2 separate regions of the Homo sapiens genome follow, and region 2 is linked to region 1. A link is an interaction called in ENCODE POLR2A ChIA-PET data of the cell type or tissue named here. Cell type or tissue: HepG2. All regions are shown on one strand. Each heading gives the region's core, and the rest is flanking DNA. Links, peaks and the distances in the headings are about the cores only.

Evidence for each region. ChIA-PET counts read pairs that join two places held together with the same protein. Peaks named below come from ENCODE experiments on the same cell type or tissue, not always from the same donor. Only the 100,000 strongest peaks of a DNase experiment are listed, where the experiment ranks them.
Region 2: POLR2A ChIA-PET joins it to region 1 with 5 read pairs; 1 of 35 experiments calls an interaction of 5 or more read pairs at or near these places.

What each region holds. Positions count from the first base shown.
Region 1 is chr17:68,380,571-68,385,951 of GRCh38, reverse strand. ARSG (arylsulfatase G) reads right to left here. Exons shown (of 12, transcript NM_001267727.2): 9 at 780-888. Among named protein-coding and RNA genes, the nearest start is that of MIR635, 41 kb to the left of the region's middle. RefSeq lists a silencer at 4,518-4,718. In HepG2, for the core only: no CTCF peak of the experiment used is centred there; DNase peaks (open chromatin) are centred at 1,911 and 2,301.
Region 2 is chr17:68,482,889-68,488,269 of GRCh38, reverse strand. It overlaps a transcript of PRKAR1A not described here. Among named protein-coding and RNA genes, the nearest start is that of PRKAR1A, 27 kb to the left of the region's middle. In HepG2, for the core only: no CTCF peak of the experiment used is centred there; DNase peaks (open chromatin) are centred at 2,799 and 3,589; H3K4me3 peaks cover 976 bases.

The sequences.
Region 1 (5,381 bases), core at 295-5,294:
TCATTATTTCCCTAATGGCCTGGAGGGGCCACCTTTCTTCTCCACCCTCCTCCAGGGAAAGTGGACATCTGGACTCCTTTCTTGGGGCCATCGGATTGCTAGAGACTAGCCGGCTTCTCACAGCCACCCCTAAGACACCTGCCTTAACCCCAAGGATGGAACAATTAGGTCTCAAAGGATCTATTGCCTCGGTCAGCTTGGCACAGGCTGAGAGGGAGATGCTGCTGCTGCCGCCTTTTCTGCACTCTCTCCAGCAGACACAGCCAGGACCCAATGCTGATGTATGTGAAACCAACCAATCCCTTCTTCACTCAGGTGTTATTCCCAGAAGATGGCTCGAGTCCCACTTCACTGTTTCTCCCTCCCCTCCCCTCCTCTCCCCTCCCCTCCCCTCGCCTCCCCTCTCCTTCCCTTCCCTCCCCTCCCCTCCCTTCTCTTCCCTTCCCTTCTTTTTAGAGATAGGGTCTTGCTATGTTGACCAGGATAGTCTCAAACTCCTGACCTCAGCAATCCTCCTGCCTCAGCCTCCCAAAGTGCTAGGATTACAGAAGCGAGCCTCCACACGTGGCCCCACTTCACTATTACTTTCATCACTTCTACAGTCAGAGTCTTGGAAGTGTCTGGGAACACCCGGCAAAGGCAAGTGGTGAATGACCTTCCTGAGGCCTCTAGCCACCCATGCCTCCATCTAGCCACCCATGCCTCCATCTAGCCACCCATGCCTCCATGACTTTTCTTGCTCTGGGCCCCAACATCTCAAGGTAGTTTTGGTCTCATACCTTAACAAGGCAGTGCTGGTGACATTAACTGGAACTCTGCCAGGCCAGTAAGCCAGTGCTGGGACCCGGTGCCCTCCTTCCCAGGTCGTCTGCTTGGCTGGACTTCCCCCTGTGAGAGGAGGGGAGGCAGCTGGTTCATCCATGGTGATAACTCGAGACTTCTTTTCAGCTAAGAGCTAGTCTCTGGGAGAACCCCTCTCTGAGTTTCCAATAACCCCAACAAAGGAATGACTTTTTTGGTAACCAGCTATTTCCCTCAACTAGCTAGTATCTTTCAAAATATGCTTTTTATTTTACTGGACTTCAGATGTAAAAAGTTGCCTCACTCTACTGAATCACCTCATTTTATTTTCTTCATGAGACCTTCCCCACTGTAAATTATTTTTTCATTTATTGATTTGCTTGTTTTGTGTCTCAACACCATGAGACTTCATCAGTCTCATGCACCTAAGACATAGTGGGGCTTAGCAAATCTTTGTTGAGTAAGTGAATTTCTCTTCCTGGTGATCATAATGTGACTGTCTGTTTAGGATGAAGAAATACAACTATTAAAGAAGAGAGAAAGAAGGAAACTTCTGCAGCTATTTGATCTGCTCAACATCCAAGAACCGATCTGGCATGGATTTTATGGCTTTATTTTGTTTTGCTTTGCTTTGTTTTTCCTTGAATTCATGAGTTGTTCTGATGTTATGGAGACAGTGTCAGTAATAGTTCCAACCTCTTGCCTCCTGGGGGAGGTAAGAAACAACTACGTGCAATCTATGAATTTCCACCTTGGTTATTAAAGGAATTATTTTTGTAACCATTAAGTCAAAAGTGACCACCAGTATAATGATAGCTAGCGGGCTGGAAGACATGAGGTCATGCTTGATGGAAACATCCTGAATACATGTTGGGTTGCATTAACCACGGCCATCCCACCACCCCCACACACACCCCACCCTCATCCTGGTTGAGCCAAGGGCCAAGGATCCCACAAAGTTAGCGTGTGCACAGCCTTTCCAAGGCAAGTGCTGTGTGTGGCTCACACACACTGTGGTCATGCAATTTCCCTTTGTTTGGCTGGTGTGAATAATGAAAGCAATTATGTGGGGAGAAGCGTGGGGAGGAAGAAGATGAAGGCTTCTGTCGCCCTGTACTAGCACTGTTGCAAACGGAACCTTTGATGTCCCTGGCCCAGCACACCACACGGGAAATGCTCAGCATTCTTAGGACTCTTTCATAATCAGCTTTGGAGTCCCTCAAGTTTTGAAGTAAGAAACAAAACACAAAATAACTTATGTCCTATGGACTGTTTATGTTTAAGGGTGTGGGGTTGAAAAATCTAACTGGAGTCTCTGCAGGCTGAATGAGACGCTCTTTGATCTAGCCCAGCATTTCTCTAATACATCCTTCCTATCGAGGGCCACGTCTCCCATAAATACATATAGCTCCCTCCAATTTATTCACGCACTTGGAACAAAGAATCCAGAACTCCAGCAAGCATAAAACGCATTTCCACGTGGCTTTGGAATGTATGACTTATGCGTCAGCTTAGGGCCAAAGGGCAGGGAGGAAGCATCCGCTCAAAGGCATGTGCCAGGGCTTTGTAGATACTTCCACCCCCGTGGGGGCATCTTTGTGGAAGCTTGGGGTATGGGTGGGTGAAAACGGGGAGCCTGTTTATCTGCATGTCCATGGTGTACACTATTCAAATAGTCTTGCTTAACCTTTGAGGCCAGATGCTAAGGAAAGATCACGGCTGTGGTTCCAGGAAACAAGCCATTAGCTCTATCGGTCAACCAGAAGGCACTGGGGTGGGCAATGGCACCAGGGTTGAACACAGGATTTGGTCTCTGCCTCCAGGATGTTTCCAGAAGGGTAAACTGACCTTTAGTTAATAAATTTGCTAATTGGTCTTCACCAATTAGGGATTGGTCTAATTAATAAATTTGCTAATTGGTCTTCACCAATTAGGGATCCCTTCAAGAATTAGGGATTCTTCTCGTTTGCCACAACCTTTTGTGTTGCTCTCTTGTAGGTGACTGACTTTCCTAATACGCTCTTCAGAGAAAAACGTTTCAATGTGCTTGTCTTATTTCAGCAAAGGACTGAAAGCTGGAGGGGTTTGGAGGAATCCAGCTAGTTATAAAACAGGTGTAGTCAACAAAGCAGACAATCTCCTTGCAAAAGATTCAGGAATTAGGAGAAAGAAAAAGATTGGCTGAGAGAAGCCTCTCAGTGTGGCCACTTAAGGAGCAATCCCCTCTTTTTGTTGTACAGACTAGTTGGTTAGTGCAGGCTACATCCTGGGTTCTGGCTCTAACAGGAAGACACAATTATATATGCCAGCCACCCAAATGATCACAGGTCCACAGACCTTGTATTCTAAAGGGATTTATCTTAAAAGGGTCTAGAGTGTGAACAGGCAATTGTAAAATATTTATGTGTCACCAACAGCGCAGATACTGTCTTGCTATAAATCTCAGCTTCTCACTGGTACTGCTAGGAGTGGACAAAACTTACAAAGATCTGACTGGCATTCTATCGGCCCCTAGGATTGTGTACTCTAATTATGAGATGCATATGCTTATATCAAACAGGCGTGTTGTGTTTTATCTGCACCAGCAAAGGCTAAATTCTAGGATAGCTACTCCTGATCCCCCAATATTCTTCAGTAATACCTGCTCCCACTAATGGATAGTTATTCTAAGTTAAACATAATAGTAATAACAACAACAATAACATCTCGTATTTATTGAGCCCTTACTAAGTACCAAGTTAAGTGCTCCTCAGCATGATACATGCTTCCTGGCATTATCTCATTGAATCCTTATGACAACCTCTCAAGTTAGCCACTATTGTCCCCATCTTTCAGATGGGGAAACCAAAGCTCAGAGAGGCTAAGTAATTTGCCCCCAAGTCACATAGCTAGAAAATGATAGAGCCGGCCGGGTGCAGTGGCTCACGCCTGTAATCCCAGCACTTTGGGAGGCTGAGGTGGGCAGATCATGAGGTCAGGAGTTCGAGACCAGCCTAACATGGTGAAACCCCATCTCTACTAAAAATACAAAAATTAGCCAGGCGTGGTGGCGCATGCCTGTAATCCCAGCTACTCAGGAGGCTGAGGCAGGAGAATCACTTGAACCCGGGAGGCGGAGGTTGCAGTGAGCCAAAATTGAGCCACTTCACTCCAGCCTGCACGACAGAGACTCTGTCAAAAAAAAAAAAAGGAAAGAAAGAAAATGATAGAGCCAAGATGTGAACGCCGGTCTGACTACACAGCCAGCACCCTCACTCACTAAACCTAGGGAGGTGGTTCCATTTTGAATATGTATTAGAATCACTGGAGAGCTTTTAAAAAATACGCATGCCAAAGTCTCTTTCCCAGAGACTGTGATTTAATCGACCTGCAGTGAAGCTCTGACATCAATATCTTCTAAAACCCTCCTGGGGATTTAGTGGGGAGAGCACTCATTCCCAGGGAAGGAGGGCAAGGGGCAAGATCGGGAAGAGAACACAGCACGTTTCAAAGTTAAATGTAGCTAATAGTCATCGTCACTGCAGGCTTTCTGTTGCCCACGACTTTATACCTCTATGCCATAGCATCATAAATATGACCTTATAAGTCATAGTAAGAACAATAGACAATCCATAAATGAAACTTCTAATCACTTTTCAATTTCAAACACTATTCATTTAGATAAGCCTCCATACTTTGATCAGGCACTGGCACATTAAAACTGTTAGTTGCCTTCGGCTTTCTGTCGAGAAATGCGTGTCTTATGGCCATGAGAATGCATTTCTACGCACTTGTGGTTACTTGTGACTCTAATTAAAGCAGAACCTCTTAAAGCAATAAATATTTAGCCACAGCAACCAAAATATCAACAAAACCATGATTCATGAATTTGCTTATTTGTGCTTCTCTGGTTACGGAAGTGAAGTGGCATTTTATGATGCATGAAGACAGGGGCAGGCCGGGGAAGACTCACCACTGCCCACGCGGAGGAACAGTGGTCTTTCTTGGCTGGGACCCAAGGGCCATGTTTCACTGAGTCAGAAAGGCAATGCAGCAAACAAGGAAATTCGCAAATTTCTCCATACAAGAGAATCACCAGATGAGATCTCATCTAAGACATGGATTTCTGGGTCCTATTCCCAGGAATTCTAATTTAATAAGTCTGGGGTGGGGCTCTGATTCTAGGTAATTCTGATGTCAGTGGTTTGAAAACTAGAGTTGAAGAAGTATTCAAGGAATAATTAGGATGATGCCTTTGGGGGCAGGCAGGTCTCCAGTGCCACCCCTGCCAACCAAGTGGTCTTGGGCAGAATTCATAACCTCCCTCAGTCTCAATCATCTCAGCCAGGAAGCAGGGAAACGATTGTACAGTTGACCCTTGAATAACACAAGAGTTAGGGCACTGACTCCCAAGCAGTTGAAAATCTGGGCATAACCTCTGACTCTCCCAAAACTTAACTACTAATAGCCTTATGTTGACCAGGAAGCCGTACCAATAACATAAACATTTAATTAAGACACATTTAGTATGTTACATGTATTATATACTGTAGACTTACAATAAAATGAGCTAGAGAAAAGAAAATGTTAGTAAGAAAATC
Region 2 (5,381 bases), core at 77-5,076, 100 kb before region 1:
CTCCTGCTCCCACCTTTCTCCAGCCACAGACATCCTGGCTGTTGCTCAAATAAGCCAGGCCCACCTCGATCTCAGGGCAGGCTGTTCCCTCCACCTGAAACATAGACCTCCCCAAACAGCCTCAGGGCTCACTGCCCCACTTCCTTGGGTCTGTGCTCAAAAGCCACCTGGCCATCTTCAAATTGCAACTCTCCCCATGCCACCCCCCTACTCCCCTGTGCTTCATATTTATCACGATCTGACGTATTACATGAATTTCTCTAGTCTGTTTATTCCCTCTCTCTCTCTTTCATACAAACGTAAGCTTCATGAGTGCATTTTTTTTATTTATTTTTGAGTTTTTTTTCATTATTATTGTTGTTCACTGTTATGCCTCTGATACCCAGAACACTATCTGGCACAAAGAAAATGCAAAATAACCACAAAACCACTTTTCTTTCCTTTTTCTTTTTTCTTTTTTTTTTTTGTCTGAGATGAGGTCTTACTCTGTCGCCCAGGCTGGAGTGCAGTGGCGTGATCTCAGCTCACTGCAACCTCCGCCTCCTGCTTCAAGCCATTCTCCTGCCTCAGCCTCCTGAATAGCTGGGATTACAGGTGCCCACCACCAGTCCCGGCTAATTTTTGTGTTTTTAGTAAAGATGGGGTTTCACGATGTCGGTCAGGCTGGTCTTGAACTCCAGACCTCAAGCAATCCACCCGCCTTGGCCCCCCAAAGTGCAGGGATTATAGGTGAACCACCGCGCCCGACCCCAAACCACTTTTCCAATAAGTCAATAATGAATGAATGAATACAGAAAAATTATTAGCACAGGAGAAAGTCAGGAAACGTTGGCTTAAGTTATAACTATATGCCTCTCAATATATACCATAGTGTTAGGCTAAGTAAGTATTGATTAATTAACTTGGTAGCCTTCATTTGAAAACACTAGAATGTAAAAATGTACCTGGAGGTAAAGTTTATTTCCCAGCAGTTGAATTATAATGTTGGTTATCTACATTTTTCTGATTTTTATTAACAAAACCATACTTTGAGATTTCCCTATGTGCCAGGCACTGTGCAATGTGTGTACATGAATGTCTTATTAAATTCACATAACAGGCCGGGCGCAGTGGCTCACGCCTGTAATCCCTGCACTTTGGGAGGCCGAGGCGGGCGGATCACGAGGTCAGGAGTTCGAGACCAGCCTGGCTAACATGGTGAAATCCCATCTCTACTAAAAATACAAAAATTAGCCGGGTGCGGTGGCAGAAACCTGTAATCCCAGCTACTGGGGAGGCCGAGTTGGGAGAATTGCTTGAACCTGGGAGGCGGAGGTTGCAGTGAGCCGAGATCATGCCACTGCACTCCAGCTGAGGTGACAGAGCAAGACATCATCTGAGAAAAAAAAAAATCCGCACAACATCGACTTTGGGAGGTAACTAGCATTAGTATACCCATTAACACTTGGGTACCTGAGGCACAGGCATATTAGATGAGTGACTTCTGTAAGGTAATGCAGCTGGTTAGCAATGGAACCAGATTTTCAGCTCAAGTTTCATTCCAGAGCAAAAGTACACAGTCACACTATATTTTCACTTTCTACAATGAGCATAATTTATTTTTATAATAGGAAGAGGGAAGAGAAAGCTAATTAGGAGAAGGAGAAGGAGGAAGGAGAGAAAAGAAGGAAAGCAGAAGAAGGAAGGAAGGAAGGAAAGAAGAAAGAAAGAAAGAAAGAAAGAAAGAAAGAAAGAAAGAAAGAAAGAAAGAAAGAAAGAAAGAAGGAAGGAAGGAAGGAAGGAAGGAAGGAAGGAAGGAGAGAAAGAAAGAAAGAAAGAGGGAAGGAAGGAAGGAAGGAAAAGAAAGAAGGAAGGAAAGAAAGAAAGAAAGAAAGAAAGAAAGAGAAAGAAAGAAAGAATAAGAGGAAGAGGGGGATGAGAAGAAGGAGGAAGAGGCAGCCCCAAGATAAGGAGCTTGTGCCTCCTGATGCTGTGACAGACTTCAGCCCAATCACTTCATAGAACAGTTTCCTGCAAAGCCATGTATATGTCCAAGACTCCTTAATTATGCGGACATTAAAAAAAAAAACCTCATGAGCTCTTCTCTTAGTCCAGGCACCAGTGTGACTGAGGTGAAACTGATTGCAAAGTGGCTGATTGCTGGGAGAATGTCTTCTTTCCCTTTGATGAATCAACAGTTCACTGAATCACTAAACATGTTATGGATTGTGGGGCTCGATCACTGAAACTTAGGCTGGGCACGATGGCTCACGCCTGTAATCTCAGCACTTTAGGAGGCTGAGGCGGGCAGATCACTTGAGGTCAGGACTTGGAGACCAGCCTGATCAACATGGTAGAACCCCATCTCTACTAAAAATACAAAAATTAGCCAGGCATGGTGGCACGCATCTGTAATCCCCGCTACTTGGGAGACTGAGTCAGGAGAATCGCTTTAACCCAGGGGGTGGAGGCTGCAGTGAGCTGAGATCACGCCACTGCACTCCAGCCTGGGCAACAGAGTGAGACTCTGTCTCAAAATAAAGAAACTTAAAGTATGTTTCTTTAGGATCAGTGGAATGATTCTAAGTAAAGTTTTAGATGAAAAACTGTAATTCTTTATGCCTCGCAAGAATAATTGGAGTGTTTTCTCCTTCAGCCACTTCAACCCCTTATCTCCAAAAGCTTTGGATGTAAAACGGAGTCTCTTCTTCTGTGGTGCGGGCATTATCATCATTTTACAAACACAGGGAGGAAAGCAGAAGAGTTTCAAAGGTCCTATTTCCAAAGCAAAAGATCAAAGGGTCAAAATAACAAGTGGTCACTAAAAGGGAAATATTTTTAGAAGGCTTAACTCAATAGAAGTAACAGATGTCTTCCCCTTTTTTACTTTGCTCTTTCTCTTTTACCAAGCAAACCCACTGCTGCATTATACAACACAATCCAAGGATAAAGGGGAACTCTGAGGTCTAGGACAATATCCTTGCCCAATATTAGCTCATTTTAGGGGTCACTCAGCACTCAGCTATTTGTGGAAGCGAAGTTGATCTTTGTTTCCCACTCTCCATCTGTCTTGAGCTTACCTTCAATTCTAGGCAAATTGTTCTATGTGCGTAAACTACTGCTTGTTTGATCATTTTTCCATGATAGTTTGGTGGGTAAAATAATCTAATTAGCAGAAAGGCAGCCCACAGTATGCCCTTGAATCCAGCAAATCATAGAAGTTCAAGTTGTTCTTTGAGTCCTTGGTAAAACAGATAACATCTGCAATGTCTTAATATATTCCGTGGATCTCTTACAAACTAAATTGCTAATTTGTTAATTCTTTGCCATTGTGGCAGAAAACACATTCATTTTAAAGTGAACATAGCACATTTAACTTTGCCTTGAACTATGAAAGTGAACAATATCCTTTGACTCCCCACTTTTATTTTCATGACAAATTTAGGGACATTTTGTTAGTTTGGATTGTCTCCAGAATCTGAGACTTCACCCTCACTTGCTTTCTCTGTCGGGATGGAAAACACTACTTTGTTTGTCAGCCTTTCTTGCTACATTTGATGAGATTCCAAAACTGACCCAAATGGAGCTTTTTCAACCTGTTAAAGGACATCTGTGAAAAACCTGGAACATTTTACTCAATGATGAAAGACTGAATGCTTTCTATCTAAGATCAGGATCAAGTCAAGGTCATCCACTCTCATCACTCTTATTTAACATTATAATGGAAGATCTAGTCAGTTCAACAAGGCAAAAGCAAGAAATAAAAGGCATCCATATCAGAAAGGAAGAAGTAAAATTGTAGAAAACCCGATGGAATACAAAAAAAAAAAAAGATACCACGATAAGTGAGTTTAGCAAGGTTGTAGGATACAAAGTCAAAATAAAAAAATTAATTGAATTTCTATCTACTAACAATGAAAAATTTTAAATTTAAAACTCCCATTTCTAATACTATCAAAAATACAAAACATTTAAAGATAAATCTGACCGATGTGCAAGAGCAGTACACTGGACACCACAACACATTACAGAGATGAATTTTTAAAGACCTAAATAAATGGATAGATTTAATTTGTTTGTGTGCCAAAACAGTCAGTATTGCCAAGATGTCAGTTCTCCCCCATATTACTCTATAGTTTCAGGGCAATCCCAATAAAAATGCCTGCAGTTGTTTGTGGATTTTTTGTAGACATTGACAAGCTGATTCCAAAATTCATAAGGAAAGGCACAAATACCTAGAATAACAAAAACAAAGTTGGAGGGCTAATGGTACCTAATTTCAAAAGTCATTATAAAGCCCCAGTAATAAAACAACATGGTATTGGCATAAATATTAACAAATAGATCAATGAACTGAACAGAGTCTAGAAACAAACACACACATATATGGACAATTGATTTTTTTTCTTTTCTTTCTTTTTTTTTTTTTGAGACGGAGTTTTGCTCTTGTTACCCAGGCTGGAGTGCAATGGCATGAATTCAGCTCACCGCAACCTCCACCTCCCAGGTTCAAGCAATTCTCCTGCCTCAGCCTCCCAAGTAGCTGGGATTACAGGCATGCGCCACCACACCCAACTAATTTTGTATTTTTAGTAGAGATAGGGTTTCTCCATGTTGGTCAGGCTGGTCTTGAACTCCTGACCTCAGGTGATCCACATGCCTTGGCCTCCCAAAGTGCTGGGATTACAGGCATGAGCCACCGCACCTGGCCTGACAATTGATTTTTAACAAGGATGTGAAGGCAATGCAGTGAAAAAGGACCACCTCCTCAACAAATGGTGCTGAAGCTTTTTTTGTTTTGTTTTGTTTTAAGACGGAGTCTTGCTCTATTTCCCAGACTGGAGTGCAGTGGCGTCATCTCAGCTCACTGCAAACTCTGTCTCCCGAGTTCAAGTGATTCTCCTGCCTCAGCCTCCTGAGTAACTGGGATTACAGGGGCTGGCCACCATGCCCAGCTTATTTTTGTATTTTTAGTAGAGATGGGGTTTCACCATAATGGCCAGGGTGGTCTTGAACACCTGACCTCAGGTGATTCACCCACCTCTGCCTCCCAAAGTACTGGGATTACAGGTGTGAGCCACTGCGCCTGGCCCGGTGCTGGAGCAATTTGATGATTTGTATGAACCAATATGAACTTGGGTCCATGCACATCATAGACAAAAAAAAAAACTCAAACTAGATCATGGATCACAATGTAGAGCTAAACTAACGAATATGTAGAAGACAACATAAGAAATTCTTTTCTGACTTTAAGTTAGCCAATGATTTCCTATGTTTGACACCACAGCATGATTTGTTCAAAAAAACTGATAAATTGGACTTCCTCAAAACTAAGGACAAACAATTAGCCACATCCAGATATGATCAGACATCAAGCTGGAATCATAAAGAAATACTTTCTG